2 separate regions of the Mus musculus genome follow, and region 2 is linked to region 1. A link is a loop called in an ENCODE intact Hi-C map of the cell type or tissue named here. Cell type or tissue: left cerebral cortex. All regions are shown on one strand. Links, peaks and the distances in the headings refer to the core of each region. The heading gives the core; the rest is flanking DNA.

Region 1 (6,334 bases), core at 944-5,943:
TAAAAAATGGAAAAAAAAAGAAAGGTCAATATGATAAAGACTTCAAGACTCTGAAAAAAGCAACTGAATAAGATGTTAGAAAATGAAAAGAATTCCTATAACCTTGGCTAGGTAAAATAGTGAAAAAAGCCATCCTACCAATAGCAATCTACACACTCAATGACATCCCTATCAAAACACCAAAACAATTCTTTGCAGACTTTGAAATATGATTTCTAAATAATGTGGAAAACTATGAAACTCAGGGTAGATTGAACAATCTAGAAGAATATGTGAAATTCTGGAGTATTCACCATCCCTGCCTTTAGGAACAAGTACTTTGTGAAAAACATATTCAAGTTTTGAGAGAATTCAGCTGACTTGAATAAATATGAACATCCATTTCTGATTTGTTATATTTCCACATGGAATAATGGATCTTTTTTTTTGTCATACTAAATTCTCAAGATTGGATGTGTCAATTTTTGGTCATAAATTGGGAAGGGTCTCATAGGAACTGGTTCTCTCTGTGAAGGCAATTTTAGTGGACAGCTTCTGAAGCAGGGGGAGTAATTATCTTGAGTGTCATAGCCACTTATAATTTGCCATGTTCCGGGGATATCTTCATACACATGACCATGTGTGTAGCCCTGGTTAAACCCAGCCTGTCACAAGTAACAACAACTAAAGCAAATGTCCAGAAAGTATTTATTGAGAAAAAAAATTATGTTCAAGGGAGATGGATGAAAACAAGAGTGCACAAAAAGTGAGTTTAGTCAAAATCTATTCACATACTTGTTGGAAATCTTCTAAGAATAAGATGAAAGACTAAAAGAAAACCCGTGATAGTTAGTACTGTAAACTCACAGTTTCATAGAGTGAAGCAAAGTGGATTTTCACTTGAGCCTGAACAGATTAAAGTAAGGATGAGTGAGGGACTCAAGATAATTCCTCTTGGAATCCTACCAAAAAGTGACATGTGTACTTAAGGGAAAGGGTCTCAAACTCTCAGTAGTAATTTTAAAGACTTTGGATTTTAAGAGCGATTGAATTTTTAAGAATTTGTAAAGACTGTGGAACTTTTAAAGTTATTTAGATCAAGGTGTCAATTGTACAGGCTAGTTTTGTGTCAACTTGACACAACTAGAGTTATCTCAGAGAAAGGAACTTCAGTTGAGGAAATGCCACCATGAGATCCAACTGTAAGGCATTTTCTCAATTAGTGATCAAGGGGGAAAGGCTCCTTTTGGGTTGGACCATCTCTGGGCTGGTAGTCCTAGTTCGATAAGAGAACAGGCTGAGCAATCCAGGGGAAGCAAACCAGTAATGGAAATCCCTTCATGGCCTCTGCATCAGCTCCTGCTTTCTGACCTACTTGAGTTCTAGTCCTGATTTCCTTGCTGATGAACAGCAGTATGGAATTGTAAGCTGAATATACCCTTTTTTCCCAACTTGCTTCTTGTTCATGATGTTTGTGCAGGAATAGAAACCCTGAAAAAAACAGCACTCATACCTGCCAGTGGTGGAGAGTGCAAACTTATTCTCCTATAACCATAACCCTTTAAGTGTTCCAAGACTCATTCAAAATACTGTACCCTATCAGATATTTTCGATGTGTTCAATTTCACAAAGTTCTTAGGTGTATCTAAAATGATAATCGATTTTAAACTTACCGCTCCTTCAGTGGACATTGATGGTAACAACAGAATGAGGAAAAAACACATCAATGGGAATGAATCCATGGCTGAAACTAACCAAAGAAGATATTGTAGTTGAAGCTCATAGTATGTGAAACAGAGAAGGAAACTAGAAACATGATAGAAGTTATTCCCAAGCAACTATATGTGATAAACTCTTTAACAATACAAGAAGGAAAGAAACACCAAGAAGGGTCATTGTATGTTTATTGTGCCAACCTTGAATCATATAGGACTGATTCATAAGCTAAACAGCTTTCCTGATGGCTCAGGTGTGCATTTGCAAAAGGTGAAAGTTCTGAGTTTCTTTATGAACATATCTATTACTCTGTCATCAAAAGCAAAATTTGAGAAACAAAACAATTTCAAGTTTTTGAAATTTACTTCCACTGTGCATCATCTTTTATTTTACCACTCTCTGTATATAGAGTTCTATACTAGACATGGATACGTGTATCAGGGTTATGATTATGCAGGCGGAAACATATGAAAACAATCTAAACAAACTCTTTGAAAAACAATTCAAATTATGATATTGTTTTACTTAATTGCATCAAATTTCACTTTGCTCCATTAGTAGCAAATGTAAACACAATTAATGAATTGTAAATTTATTTTAACTGATAGCATTCAGTCCATACTTTACAAATGGGATATACCATATTCTTATTAAGAATTAAACATACTTGTTCAGTCTCATAGTGTTTACTCTCAGTAGTTGCCAAATTCTACATTCTTTGGATGCTGGTAGAACTTAAGTGAGGACACATTAGCCTTGTAGCTGGAACTCAAAGAAACAGTTTATCTTGAAAACTGAATGGGTAGCACCTTATAATGTATACTGTGTATTTATTCTTATACTTCATAGTTTTTAAATTCATATTATTTGCCTCAAATTTGTATATAGCTCAAAGACAATGCAAAGGAATTATCATCAAGCATCTACTAAAATTTGCATTTTGAACATCATTTACCCTTTTCTTCTATTCAAATCGTTCCATAAATTCTATAATGATTCCTTTCAAATCAGTGTCCATAAAATTTCTTCGGAATTTATGGCTAAAATTTTAGTCAGTATCTCTCCACACTTATCTGTAATTTCAATTTCAACCTTGAACTTCATACAGCCAAATAACGAACAATGACCTATAAAACATTCTAGATAGTACTGAATCATCATACAATCGTTGCTTATAACTAGTAGAATAGATAAATTCACTCCTCTACTTGGTGGACCAATTAATAGGGAATTGCAAGTAAGGCTTCTGTTTCTTCTGACACTTAAGGAAAATATTTTCTTGCTATTATCCTGTACAAATGAAGAAATGCATAGAAATTAAGTTTTCTAGTCATCTGTGTGGTTTGTTTCTATATACTACTTCCTACTTGATGAGGTTCATGCTCAAAAATTCCTTGGCAGTCCCATTACTTCTATGTATATTTCCAAATCTGAGGCACTGATGTGTCTCTAGCCACTGCAATCTTTGCACTGTAAAAATTATCATCTTGAAATTTACTTTTTTTGCTGTGCAGTCTTACCTCGAATAGATTGTTTCACGGGATTTCTGTTCCTGCTTCACTCTTCTTTGCTTCTCTGATTCTTTGGGATTCCTCCTTTCCTTGTGAAGTAGTGACTTTAGAAGTTTGAACTCAGATGCAGATGTGCTGCACAGCCTGCTATTTAAAGCAAAGTAGTTTGATTGAAATGTTAATCTTGGCTTCTGATTCTTGAACATCAGACTATATAAGACAGTGACATTTGATCTCAGGCATAAGTACATTCCGTTCATGTGTTGTTGGATCATCAATCTACTGTTTCTCTTTCCTCATGGATTTTTCCATTTGTTCCTTTTTCAAATGAGAGACAGGGAGGGGAGATTCACATCTATTTTCACAGTATTGGTTTACCATGCTAGTTTATAGGTTTGTTTTGGTTTGGTTTAGTTGTGCTCATATTAACTTTATATCTAATTAATTTTCTATTTTTGTCACCCTTTCATATTTCTTGCTATGGGTAAAAGGGTGGCAGGAAAAGACTGGAAGACAGAAAGGAAACCAGTGGGAAACATCTCTTGATCTAGCTGGAAGCCTAGGACTGAGGAGAATACCAGGAATCTCTGATGGTGAGTCCAGCTGAGATCCTGCAAAAGAGTGTGTGGAGTCTTAAGTGAGTAACCCATGTAGCCAGCCAAGAATAGTAAAGGACTTTGGGGAACAATAATTCAGCCACAAAAACTTCAACCCCAAATATTCTTTCCTTAAGTTCTGAAGAGATTAAGATAGAGTAGAGACTGTAAAAATTCCAACAACTACTGACACAACTTAAGACCCATTCCATGAGATAGAAGCAAACTAACACTATTTAAGATAATCAGCTATCATGCAAAGAGAAGCCTAACATAACTATCTCTTAAGAGGCATTATCCAGTTTCTCTCCATTTAGTTTGATGTTGGCTACTGGTTTGCTGTATAATGCTTTTATTATGTTCATGTAAGGGCCTTGATTTCCTGATTTTTTCCAAGACTTTTATCATGAAGGAGTGTTAGATTGTTTCAAGTGCTTTCTCAGCATCTAACGAGATTATCATGTGGTTATTGACTTTGAGTTTGTTTATATAGTGGATTATGTTGATGGATTTCCATAAATAAAACCATTCCTGAATCAGAAGGATGAAGGCTATTTGGCCATGATGGATGGTCATTTGGATTCAGTTTGTGAGGATTGTGTTGAAGATTTTTGCATCGAATTTCATAAGGGAAATTGGTCTGAAGTTCTCTTTCTTTACTGGATCTTTGTGTGGTTTACATATCAGATTAATTGTGGCTTCATAAAATGAGCTTGGTAGAGTACCTTCTGTTTCTATTTCATGGAATAGTTTGAGTAGAGTTGGAATTAAGTCTCCTTTGAAGGTCTGATAGAACTCTGCACTAAACCCATCTAAAACTGTTTTTTTTTTTTTTTTTTTTTTTTTTTTTTTTTTTTTTGGTTTGGAGATTATTGATTACTACTTCTATTTCTTTAGGGGAAATGGGACTGTTTAGATAGATAATCTGATCCTGGTTTAACTTTGGTACCTGGTATCTGTCTAGGAAATTGTCCATTTCATCCAGGTTTTCTAGTTTTGTTGACTTTTGTAGTAGCCTTTTGTAGTAGGATCAGAAAATGTTTTGGATTTCCTCAGGTCCTGTTGTTATATTTCCTTTTTCATTTTTGATTTTTGTTAATTAGGATACTGTCCCTGTGCCCTCTAGTTAGTTTGGCTAAGGGTTTAGCTATGTTGTTGATTTTCTCAAATAACCAGCTCCTGCTTTGGTTGATTCTTTATGTAGTTTTTTTTGTTTTGTTTTGTTTTGTTTTGTTTTGTTTTGTTTTGTTTTGTTTTTTTTTTTCCTACTTGGTTGTTTTCAGTCCCACTAAAATCAGGGACTAAAGAAGGCTGCCCACTTTTGCCCTACCTATTCAATATAGTATTTGAAGTTCTAGCTAGGGCAATTCGACAACAAAAGGAGATCACAGGGATACAAATTGGAAAGGAAGAAATCAAAATATCAGTATTTGCAGATGATATGACAATATATATAAGTGACCCCAAAAATTCCACTAGAGAACTCCTGAACCTGATAAACAGCTTCAATGCAGAACCTGGATATAAAATTAACTCAAACAAATAAATGGACTTTCCCTACACAAAGGATAAACAGACTGAGAAAGAAATTAGGGAAACAAGAATCTTCACAATAGTCACGAAAAATATAAAATATCTTGATGTGAATCTAAGGAAGTGAAAGATCTGTATGACAAGTACTTCAAGTCTCTGAAGAAAGAAATTAAAGATCTCACAAGGTGGAAAGATCCCCCATGTTCATGGATTGGCAGGATTAATATAGTAAAAAATGGCTATCCTCCCGAAAGCAATCCACAGATTCAATGCAATCAAAATTTCAACTCAATTCTTCACTGAGTTAGAAAGGGCAATTTGCAAATTCATCAGGAATAATAAAAATCACAGGATAGCAAAAAATATTCTCAGCAATAAAAGAACCTCTGGTGGAATCACCCTGCCGGATATTAAGCTCTACTACAGAGCAATGTGATAAAAGCTGCATTATACTGGTACAATGACAGACAGGTAGATCCCTGGAATAGAATTAAAGACCTAGAAATGGATCCACACAACTCTGGTCACTTGATCTTTGACAAGGGAGCTAAAACAATACAGTGGAAAAAAGACAGCATTTTTAACAAATGGTTTCTGCCCAACTGGCAGTTATGATGTAGAAGAATTTAAATTGATCCATTCTTATCTCCTTGTAAAAAAGCTCAAGTCAAACTGGATCAAAGATCTCCATATAAAATCAGAGATAGTGAAAAGAATAGAGTAGAAAATAGGGGAAAGCCTCGAAGATATGGGCACAGGGGAAAAATTCCTAAACAGAACAGCAATGGCTTGTGCGGTAATATCAAGAATTGGCAAATGGGACCTCAAAAAATTGCAAAGTTTCTGTAAGGCATAAGACACTGTCAATAAGACAAAAGGGCCACCAACAGATTGGGAAAGGATTTTTGCCAATCCTGAATCTGATAAGTGATTTATATCCAATATATACAAAGAGCTCAAGAAGCTGGACTCCAAAAATGCAAATAACCCCATTAAAAA
Region 2 (6,334 bases), core at 697-5,696, 220 kb after region 1:
TAGAACTTATTCCCAAGCAACTATCTGTGACAAAATCTTTAAACATATAAGAAAGAAAGAAACACCAAGTAGGGTCACTGTAGGTTTATTGTGCCAACCTTGACTCTAACAGGACTGATTCATAAGCTAAACAGCTTTTGTGATGCCTCAGGTGTGCATTTGAAAAAGGGGAAAAATTCCTAGTTTCTTTCTGAACATTTCTATTACTCTGCAATCAAAAGGAAAATTTGAGAAAAAAAAATTCAAATTTTTGAAAGTTGCTTTCCACTGTGCATCATCTTTTATTTTACAACTCTATGTATAGATAATTCTTTACTAGACTTTGATAAGTGTATCAGGGTTGTGACTATGCAGGCAGAAACATATAAAACCATTAGAAACAAATTGTTTGAAGAACAATTTTATATTGTGATATTGTTTTACTTAAGTGCATCAAATTTCACTTTGCTCCGTTAGTAGTAAATGTTAATATAATTAATGAATTGTAAATTTATTTTAACTGATGGCATTCAGTTCGTACTTTGTAAATGGGATATTTCTTGTTTTTATTAAGAATTAAAAATACTTGTTCTGTCTCATAGTATTTACACTCAGTAGTTGCCAAATTTTATATCCTGTGTATGCTGGTAGAACTTAAGAGTGGACACATTAGCCTTGCTGCTGGAACTCTTGTAAACTGAATGGGTAGTACCTTATATTGTATAGTTTGTATATATTCTTCAACTTCATATTTTTTAAAAATCATATTATTTGTCTCAAATTCTTATATAGCTTAAAGACAATGCAAAGGCATTATCATCAAGCATCTACTAAAATTTGCATTTTGAACATCATTTATATCTTTCCTCTATTCAAATATTTTCATAAGTTCCCTAATGATCCTTTCAAATTGGTATCTATAAAATTTCTTTTGAATTTATGGCTAAAATATGAGTCAGAAACTCTCCACACATATCTGTAATATCATTTCCCCCCTTGTACTCCATACAGCCAAATAACTAACAATGACCTACAGAACAATCTTGGTAGTACTGAATCATCATACAATTGTGGCCTATAACTAGTAGAATAGAGAAATTCACTCCTCAACATGGTGGACCAATTAATAGGGAATTGCAGGTAAGGCTCTGTTTCTTCTGAAACTTAAGGAAACGATTTTCTTGCTATTATCCTGTACAAATGAAGAAATGCATAAAAATTGAGTTTTCTAGTCATCTTTGAGGTTTGTTTCTATATACTACTTCCTACTTGATGAGGTGCATGCTCGAAGATTACTTGGCAGTCCCATTACTTTATATATATTTCTAAATATGAGGCACTGATGTGCCTCTAGCCACTGCAAATTTTTCACTGTAAAAATTATCATCTTGAAACTTATTTTTTTGCTTTGCAGTCTTACCTCGATTGATTGTTTCACAGGATTTCAGTTTCTGCTTCACTCTCCTTTGCTTCTCTAATTCTTTGGGATTCCTCCTTTCCTTGTGAAGTGGTGACTTTAGAAGTTTGAACTCAGATGCAGATGTGATACACAGCCTGCTATTCCAAGCAAAGTGGTTTGATTGAAGAGTTACTCTTGGCTTCTGATTCTTGAACATCAGACTATAAGACAGTGACATTGGATCTTAGCCATAAGTACTTTCTGTTCATGTGTTGTTGGATCAACAATCTACTGCTTCTCTTTACTCATGGATTTTTCCATTTGTTCCTTTTTCAAATGAGAGACAGGGAGGGGAGATTCACATCTATTTTCACAGTATCGGTTTACCATGCTAGTTTACAGGTTTGTTTTGGTTTGATTTGTTTGTGCTCAGATTAACTATATTTCTAAATATTTTTCTATTTTTGTCACACTTTCATATTTCTTGCTATGGGTAAAAGGGTGGCAGGAAAAGGCTGGAAGACAGAAAGGCAACCAGTGGGAAACATCTCTTGATCTAGCTGGAAGCCTAGGACTGGGGAGAATTCCAGGAATCTCTGATGGTGAGTCCAGCTGAGAATCTATAATAGGATGTGTGGAGACTTAAGTGACTAACCCATGTACCCAGCCAAGAATAGCAAATGGCTTTGGGGAACAATAATTCAGATACAAAAACTTCAACCCCCAAATATTCTTTCCTTAAGTTCTGAAGAGATTAAGATAGAGAAGAGACTGTGTAAAAATTCCAACAACGACTGACACAACTTAAGACCCATTCCATGAGATAGAAGCAAACTAACACTATTTAAGATAATCAGCTATCATGCAAATAGAAGCCTAACTATCTTTTAAGAGGCATTTTCCAGTTTCTCTCCATTTAGTTCGATATTGTCTACTGGTTTGCTGTATATTGCTCTTATTATATTTATGTATGGGCCTTGAATTCCTGATTTTTCCAACACTTTTATCATGAAAGAGTATTAGATTTTGTCAAGTGCTTTCTCAGCATCAAACGAGATGATCATGTGGTTTTTGTCTTTGAGTTTGTTTATATAGTGGATTATGTTGATGGATTTCCATATATAGAACCATTCCTGCATCAGAAGGATGATGCCTACTTGGCTTCATCCTTGAATTTGTAGATGATCATTTGGATTCAGTTTGTGAGGATTTTGTTGAAGGTTTTTTTGTTTTGTTTTGTTTTTGTTTGTTTGTTTTTGTTTTTTGGGGGGGTTTGCATCAATATTGATAAGGTAAATTGGTCTGAAGTTCTCTATGTTTGTTGGTTCTTTGTGAGGTTTTGGATTTCCTCAGGTTCTGTTGTTATATCTACCTTTTCAGTTTTGATTTTGTTAATTAGGATACTGTCCCTGTGCCCTCTAGTTAGTCTGGCTAAGGGTTTATCTATCTTTTTGATTTTCTCAAAGAACCAGCCCCTGCTTTAGTTGATTCTTTGAGCATTTGATTTTGTTTCCACTTGGTTGATTTGAGTCCCACTAAAATCAGTGACTAAACAAGGCTGCCCACTTTCGCTGTACCTATTCAATATAGTATTTGAAGTTCTAGCCAGGGCAATTCGACAACAAAAGAAGATCACAGGGATACAAATTAGAAAGGAAGAAATCAAAATATCACTATTTACAGATGGTATGATAATATATATAAGTGACCCCAAAAATTCCATCAGAGAACTCCTAAACCTGATAAACAGCTTCAGTGAAGAACATGGATATAAAATAAACTCAAACAAATAATTAGACTTACCCTACAAAAAAGGATAAACTGACTGGGAAAGAAATTAGGGAAACAACACCCTTCAAAATAGTCACAAAAAATATAAAATACCTTGAGTGAATCTAACTAAGGAAGTGAAAGCTCTGTATGACAAGAACTTCAAGTCCCTGAAGAAAGAAATTGAAGATTTCAGAAGATGGAAAGATCCCCCATGCTCATGGATGGGCAGGATTAATATAGTAAAAATGGCTATCCTCCCGAAAACATCTACAGATTCAATGCAATCCACATCAAAATTCCAACTCAATTTTTCACTGAGTTAGAAAGGGCAATTTGAAAATTCATCAGGAATAATAAAAATCATAGGATAGCAAAAACTATTCTCAAAAATAAAAGAAGCTCTGGTGGAATCACCCTGCCTGACATTAATCTGTACTACTGAGCAATATGATAAAAGCTGCAATGTACTGGTACAGTGACAGACAGGTAGATAACTGAAATAGAACTGAAGACCCAGAAATGAATCCACACACCTCTGATCACTTGATCTTTGACAAGGAAGCTAAAACCATACAGTGAAAAAAAGACAGCATTTTAACAAATGGTGCTGGCCCAACTGGCGGTTATCATGTAGAAGAATTTGAATTAATCCATTCTTATCTCCTTGTAAAAACCTCAAGTCAAACTGGATCAAAGATCTTCACATAAAACCAGAGGCACTGAAATTAATACAGTAGAAATTAGGGAAAAGCCTCAAAGATATGGGCACAGGGGAACAATTCCTAAAGGGAACATCAATGGCTTGTGTGGTACATCAAGAATTAACAAATGGGACTTCATAAAATTGCCAAGTTTCTGTAAGGCAAAGACACTGTCAGTAAGACATAAGGGCCAGTAACAGATTGGGAAAGGATTTTTACCAATCCTAAATCTGATATGGGATTTATATCCAGTATATAAAAAGGGTTCAAGAAGCTGGACTACAGAAATTCAAATAACCCCATTAAAAATGGGATAAAGTGCTAAACAAAGTATTCTCAAGTGAGGAATAACGAATGGCTGAGAAGCACCTGAAAAAATGTTCAACATCCTTAATCATCAGGGAAATACAAATCAAAACAACACTGAGATTCCACCTCATACCAGTCAAAATGGCTAAGATCAAAAATTCAGGTGACAGCAGAAGCTTGCGAGGATGTGGTAAAAGAGGAACACTCCTCCATTGCTGGTGGGACTGCAAGTTTGTACAACCACTCTGGAAGTCAGTCTGGTTCTTCCTCAAAAAATTGGACACAGTACTACTGGAAGAGCCATCAATACCTCTCCTGGGCATATACCCAGACGATGTTCCAACTGGTAATAAGAATACATGCTAGACTATGTTCATAGCAGCATCATTAATAATAGCCAGAACCTGGAAAGAACCCAGATGTCCTTCAACAGAAGAGTGGATACAGAAATTGTGGTATATTTACAAAATGGAGTACTCCTCAGCTATTAAAAACAACGAATTGATGAAATTTTTGGGCAAATGTATGTATCTGGAGTATATCATCCTTAGAGAGGTAACCCAATCACAAAAGAAGTCATTAGATATGCACTCATTGATAACTGGGTATTAGCCCAGAAACTTAGAATACCCAAGATACAATTTGCAAAAACAAGAAAACCAAAGAGGGAAGACCAACATATGAATACTTCATTCCTCCTTAATATAGGGAACAGAATACCCATGAAAGTGTATACAAAGACAAAATTGGGAGCTAAGACAAAAGGATGGACCATCCAAAGACTACCCCACCTGGGGATCCATCCCATAATCAGCCACCAAACCCAGACACTATTGCATATGCCAGCAAGATTTTGCTAAAGGGACCCTGATATAGCTGTCTCCTATGAGGCTATGCCACTACCTGCCAAATACAGAAGTGGATGCTCACAGTCATCTATAGGATGGAACACAGGACCCCCTATGGAGAAGATAGAGAAAGCACCCGAGTAGCTGAAGGCGTCTGCAACCATATAGGTGGAACAACAATATGAGCTAACCAGTACCCCCAGAGCATGTCTGTAGCTGCATATGTAGCAGAAAAAGTCAGAGTCAGCCATCATTGTGAAGAGATGTCCCCTGTTATTGCAAACTTTATATGCCCCAGTAGAGGGGAAGGAAAGGGCCAAGAAGTGGGGGTGGGTGGGTAGGGGAGCAAGGAGAAGGGGGGGATATTGGGAACTTTAGGGATAGCATTTGAAATGTAATAAAGAAAATATCTAATAAAAATTAAAGTAAAGAAAAAGAGAGGAAAGGAGAGGAGAGGAGAGGAGAGGAGAGGAGAGGAGAGGAGAGGAGAGGAGAGGAGAAGAGAGCTAAAGAAGGGAAAGGAAAGGAAAGGAAAGGAAAGGAAAGGAAAGGAAAGGAAAGGAAAGGAAAGGAAAGGAAAGGAAAGGAAAGGAAAGGAAAGGAAAGGAAAGGAAAGGAAAGAAGAGACATCATCCAGCAGAGAATGGAGGCAGATGAACACCCACAATCAAACATCAAACAGAAGTTAGATAGTCTTCTGGAAGAGTGGAATATAATACTAAGCAAGCTTAGGGTCTAAGGCCATAACAAGAAAAATTACAATGTCAACTAATCTGTGCCCATGGGGGCTCACAGATACTGGGCCAACATGAAATGATCATGCAGAGTATGGAACATCTCTCCCTACATTCTTGTTGCAAATATTCTGCTTTGTCTTCATATGGGAACCCTAACAAGCAGAGTGGGGCAGTCTATGTCTATGTTTCCTGGTGTTGGATCCCTTTCCCCCTACCTGGACTCCTTGCTTGTGCTTCATTAGGAGAGAATGTATATATTCCTTCTGCAGCTACATGCTCCTGGGTGTGGTAGTACCCAAAGTATTGGTCCCTCCTCACTGAGGAGAAGGCAATGGAGAAAAAGAGAGGGAATTGAAATAGGAGATTATGAGGAAAGGAGGGAGTAGGGGTTTTGATTGGAATGCAATGTGAAGAAAATATAAACAAAAATATTCCAAGAATAAGAGAAGAAAACATACCAAATTTCATGTTAATTTCCTTTTCTTATTAGATTCAAACATGCTCACTTACATAGCCCCCTATATCTAACTTTTTTCTTTGTGTCTATTGATAGTACCATGTTCATCCTGCACTTTATGGCTAATCTCC

What was found. A loop is a pair of places that touch in the nucleus more often than their neighbours do. Peaks named below come from ENCODE experiments on the same cell type or tissue, not always from the same donor. Only the 100,000 strongest peaks of a DNase experiment are listed, where the experiment ranks them.
Region 2: it touches region 1 in a loop (13-fold over the local background); 2 of 42 quality-filtered maps call a loop at or near these places.

What each region holds. Positions count from the first base shown.
Region 1 is chr17:38,766,222-38,772,555 of GRCm38, reverse strand. No RefSeq gene overlaps it. Among named protein-coding and RNA genes, the nearest start is that of Esp31, 130 kb to the right of the region's middle. In left cerebral cortex, for the core only: no CTCF peak of the experiment used is centred there; no DNase peak of the experiment used is centred there.
Region 2 is chr17:38,549,461-38,555,794 of GRCm38, reverse strand. Esp34 (exocrine gland secreted peptide 34) reads right to left here and starts at 1,603. Exons shown (of 3, transcript NM_001177585.1): 1 at 1,400-1,603. In left cerebral cortex, for the core only: no CTCF peak of the experiment used is centred there; no DNase peak of the experiment used is centred there.